Linked DNA regions of Homo sapiens: region 1 is linked to region 2. A link is a loop called in an ENCODE intact Hi-C map of the cell type or tissue named here. Cell type or tissue: Caco-2. All regions are shown on one strand.

Region 1 (2,500 bases), 150 kb before region 2:
AGCCTGGCCAACATGGTGAAACCCATCTCTACCAAAAATACAAGAAAATTAGCCGGGCGTGGTGGTGGATGTCTGTAATCCCAGCTACTTGGGAGGCTGAGGCATGAGAATCGCTGGAACCCAGGAGGCAGATGTTGCAGTAAGCCAAGATCGTGCCACTGCACTGCAGCCTGGGTGACAAGAGTGAGACTCCGTCTCAAAGAAAAAAAAGGGTGAGTTCCATGAGGGCAAAGACAGGGACTTTATCTTATTGACCCTTCTGTCCCTAGAAGAGGCTGGCACATTGAATGAATGGAAGCTGGGCTTTATTTCAGGTCCACTTACAGGTAGACTAATTGCTGATTACAGTAGGTGAGGCTGTACCTGAACTATGTCAGGTGTGCTGACTTTGAACAACCTTGCAAAGGTTAGGGACAGCCTGCTTTGCTCTCCAGGTAGTGTTCTCTCTGCAGCCTTTCAGACTTGTTAGATGATGAAGAATGGAAGTCCCTTCGTGTACTGACTGACTCCTGACCCTTCCCTCTGCTTGTGTTCTTTAGCTGTGGGATGCTGCCAGTGGCTCGTTGCTCCAGGACCTACAGACCGATCAGCCTGTGTTGGACATCTGCCCATTTGAGGTGAACCGTAACAGCTACTTGGCTACCTTAACAGAGAAGATGGTCCACATCTATAAGTGGGAGTGACTGTGGTCTCGAAACCTTGAAGGCATGCTGCTGGTTAGATGTTGTTTGCTAGCGCCTAGCAGCCCCAAGCAAGATCCCTGTTTATTGTCTGCAGTCTAGAACATTGGGAATCATGGTTTGTTTGCATTAGTATGATTCTAGGACCCTAGGTCACTGAGACACTACAGATTGTGTATCTGTTATGTCCACTAAAAGAGTAATTGATGGGTACTTTATCTACATTATCCATTTCTTGGGTTTAAAGCCTTCATTAACCATTATTGTATGTTGGAAATTCTTATTTTCTTTATTTTCTGTGTGACTTTCTGGACCTTAGAGAGTGTCCTCTCATCATCTAGGATGTGAGTGGGCATCAAGCATTTTCTGGGGAATATGACATCCCATCTGAGTTGTCCTGTCACTTAAGTATCCTTGAAGGGACTAACCATCGTCTTGGTACTGATTTGATGCAACGTAGATGTAAAAGAGTATTATTCAGTTGAACACAAGAGGGCACTGTAGAACCTTGTGTCCGGTTTATTTCTGACCTTGAAGGCTGACAATCTTTTAGTAACTTGTCTCATCTCCACACAAGTGTGTGATAGCACACCTGGGTGTGCTTTGTGGCAATAACACTTGTGTTCCAGGTGTGAAGTGCTGGGACATTGGCAGGCCCAGTGATGGAAGCAGCTAGTGAACGATTCCCTTTGCTAATGCCTAGTGCATTAAGTTCATTGCTTTGCGAAAGGTAAGGAAAGAGGCCAGTTGTTTGAGCGGTGGGGAAGATTTTGTTTTTTCTAGCCAGCTTAGGATCTCAGGATTGGTTTTATCCAAGCTAGTGCTTTGAAGAACACTATCTCTTGCCAGGAAAAGATGAGTGATAGGTCAAAGCTTTTACTTGAGTCTCCCCTAGTGTCAGAGATCAGGAGAAAAGACATAAGAGAATTTACAAAAGCTATTCAGACTGCTATTGAAAACATGAGAAGAACTTGTCTCCCATTTTGAGAGTTCCTATCTAAATAAAGCCAATTCCTCAGACTGAGGGGCTGTTCTTAAGTGTTCTTTATACATTCCAGTTATCCAGTTAAAGCCTTCCCCATGTGAAGCTGATGTTTGATTCCAGTTTCCTTTGATTTGCCTCCCTAACCTTTTCTAGGGCTCAGTTTGTATTTCTTTGCCTTGCCTCAGACTACTTTGCCAACCCACTTCCACAACAGAATATGCTTCAAGATGTGGGCAGGTCAGTGTCCTGTTCATGGGAGAAAATGGCTTAACAGTCTGATTTTCTCAAATGATTATTGAAGAGTTGTTATCGTTTTTATTATAAAACACTTCTGACCTGTCAATTCAAGAGCTGTTTCTAGGATCTTTCTCTCCGGCAAGGGGTTGTTGCACTAGATTTCCCCAGAGTTCCAAGTTCTAGTTGTGCCTTTTAATGACCCTTTAATATTTTAGGACATAATTTTTTCCTTTTTTAAATTTTTTTGTAGAAATAGATGTTTCACTACGTTGTCCAGGCTGGTCTTGGACTCCTGGCCTCAAGCAATCCTCCCACCTCAGCCTCCTAAAGTGCCAAAATTATAGGCGTGAGCCACTGCACCCGGCCCCTATTTGAAGACGTCTTTTGTAAAAGCTAGCTTCTAGAACCTGAGAAAAGCTCTTTTCTCAGAGGAGATACTCCTTTTGATATGTTAATGATTAAGAGTGGTTGCCCAGGCCTAGTTTCAGTGGCAGAATAGGATTGGAATTAAAAAGCAGAACTCATCTGGCTTCAGCAGATTGCCACCAAGAGGATACAGGTGGTCAGGTCCTGGCTGGCTTTGTCTTTGGGCCTGGGC
Region 2 (2,500 bases):
GATCGCCACTGCGCTCCAGCCTGGGCAACAGAGCAAGATTCCATCTCAACAGCAACAACAAAAAAATCATTTTTTCCAGCCGGGCATGGTGGCTCACGCCTGTAATTCCAGCACTTTGGGAGGCTGTGGCAGGCTGATCACCTGAGGTCAGGAACTCGAGACCAACCTGGCTAACATGGTGAAACCCTGTCTCTACAAAAAATACAAAATTAGCCTGGCGTGATGGCGGGTGCCTGTAATCCCAGCTACTCGGGAGACTGAGGCAGGAGAATCACTTGAACCCGGGAGGCAGAGGTTGCAGTGAGCCGAGATCGCACAACTGCACTCCAGCCTGGATGACAAGAGAGAGGCTCTGTCAAAAAAAAAAAAAAAAAAAAATTACAAATATATGTCCTATTTTTATTTAGGATGGATGGATGGAAGGAGGGAGGGAAGGAAGGAAGGAGGGAGGGAAGGAAGGAAGGAGGGAAGGAAGGAAGGAGGGAAGGAAAGAAGGAAAGGAAGGAAGGAGGGAGGGAGGGAAGGAAGGAAGGAAAGGAAGGAAGGAGGGAGGGAGGGAAGGAAGGAAGGAAGCCTGCCTGTTGTAGGGGGAGTACTGGAGAGATGAGCAGGTCGTGATGTCTCACGTGTGGGTCAAGCCATGCAGGGTCTTGTAAACAGGCTTGTGAGAGCTATATGAAAAAGTGCGCCCTACCACTACTGACCACAAGTTGCCACAAAACTTCTGACTTTCTTTCTCTTTACCTTTCAGGTGCAGATGAAGGATTTTCGGTTTTCTTACAAGTTTAAAATGGCCTGCAAGGAGGACGTGTTGAAGCTTTGCCCAAACATAAAAAAGAAGTATGTAGCTTGTAGTTGTTTCATTCCACTTTCCCGAAGTTCCTCTTAGCTCCGGAATGAGTATGCGAGATGTTAGGCAGCCCTCCTGCTGCCTCGTGGGGTTAGCCCTGGAGGCCTCCCGCATCTCTCCTTTGATTAGCGTGGCAAACACTCGGACTGTCTGGACAGAGCATCTGGCGATGGTAGTTCTCACATGGAGGTCCCATAGGCTAAAGGAGCATTTTTAATTTTTCCAGGTCAGGCCATCTAACTGACCAAGTAGGGCTGGATTGTGTACTTAGAGAAGCAGGGTGCAGTGTGAGTGAAAGAGGCGAACTGACCTCTTCCCTGCGTCGTCCCGTTATGTCATCTCATCTAAGATGCAGCAGTTTTTGTATTGGATTAGATATTTAGTGAAGAAACAGAATCTTTATTCATTTAAGAATTAAGTCTTTTTGAGGAAACTGATGAGCTTTTTCAGCGTGACTGTCCAAATTCTTCCATGTTGCTCTTTGAAAGGACCATTTCTAGAACACTTGCCCTCATACAAACCAAATTCCCAATTTGCTCAGGTTTCTCTACCTTTCAGGAGTGAGTTTCACAGTAGGTCAAAAGTACAGTCCTAGAGTTAAGAGCAGCATTCCTCTGTGGTCACATGTTTTTAACACAGATGTTGAACTGTCGTTGCACACATGTGCCCTGTGTGGCTTCCCCTTCTGTCAGGAATGTAGTCAGCATTCATGCTGCTGCCTGCCTTTCATGACACCCACAGTCAAATTGCAGCTTTTAGCACCCTGAAAAAAAATACAGTGAGCCTTACAGGAAAGACATTCCCCCAAAGGGCATCTTGAATTCTTAATGGTGTGACCCCCCCCAAGCCCAGCTCTCAGGCCATCTGCCCTTGTGTGGCCCCAGCCAGCCTCAAGCTTCTTTCGTCTGCAGGGTGGACGTGGTGATCTGCCTGAGCACGACCGTGCGCAATGACACTCTGCAGGAAGCCAAGGAGCACAGGGTGTCCCTGAAGTGCCGCAGGCAGCTCCGTGTGGAGGAGCTGGAGATGGTAATGCCTCCCAGCCTCTGCTCCCAGAAACCACAGTGGGCCAGGGCTTGGAAAGCTGGGGAGAGGCTAGGGCAAGGGGGAGGCATTTTATCCACTACTGTGATGGTTAAGACTTGAAGTCCTGTGCAAAAGTTTTAACATACGACCATTAGCTTCCTGTGTCATTCTTTTGATTTTGAATGATAAAACCTTTCTTCCCACATGTAACTGGAAGTCCAGCTGTAAGACAGGCTCTAACTAAGCATGTGATCCAATCACTGGATCAGTAATGTCCTCAGGGGCTGGGTGCTGTGGCTCATGCAGGTAATCCCAGCACTTTGGGAGGCCGAGGCAGGTGGATCGCTTGAGGTCAGGAGTTCAAAACCAGCCTGGCCAACGTGATGAAACCCTGCCTGTACTAAAAGAGACTTAGGCCAGCGAGGTGGCTCATGCCTGTAATTCCAGCACTTTGGGAGGCAAATGCGGTCAAATCACTTGAGGTCTGTAATTCAAGACCAGCCTGGCCAACATGGCGACACCCCATCTCTACTAAAAATACAAAATTTAGCCAGCTGTGGTGGCACATACCTGTAATCCCAGCTACTTGAGAGACTGAGGCAGGAGAATCACTTGAACCGGGAG

Evidence for each region. A loop is a pair of places that touch in the nucleus more often than their neighbours do. Peaks named below come from ENCODE experiments on the same cell type or tissue, not always from the same donor. Only the 100,000 strongest peaks of a DNase experiment are listed, where the experiment ranks them.
Region 1: it touches region 2 in a loop (3-fold over the local background); 27 of 110 quality-filtered maps call a loop at or near these places.

Annotation. Positions count from the first base shown.
Region 1 is chr16:74,622,111-74,624,610 of GRCh38, reverse strand. RFWD3 (ring finger and WD repeat domain 3) reads left to right here. Exons shown (of 13, transcript NM_018124.4): 13 at 540-2,500. The coding sequence ends at 683. Among named protein-coding and RNA genes, the nearest start is that of GLG1, 16 kb to the right of the region's middle. In Caco-2, a CTCF peak has its summit at 1,183 (motif pointing right); no DNase peak of the experiment used is centred here.
Region 2 is chr16:74,468,325-74,470,824 of GRCh38, reverse strand. It overlaps GLG1 (golgi glycoprotein 1), which reads left to right. Exons shown (of 26, transcript NM_001145667.2): 16 at 752-840; 17 at 1,762-1,879. Among named protein-coding and RNA genes, the nearest start is that of CLEC18B, 48 kb to the right of the region's middle. In Caco-2, no CTCF peak of the experiment used is centred here; a DNase peak (open chromatin) is centred at 1,523.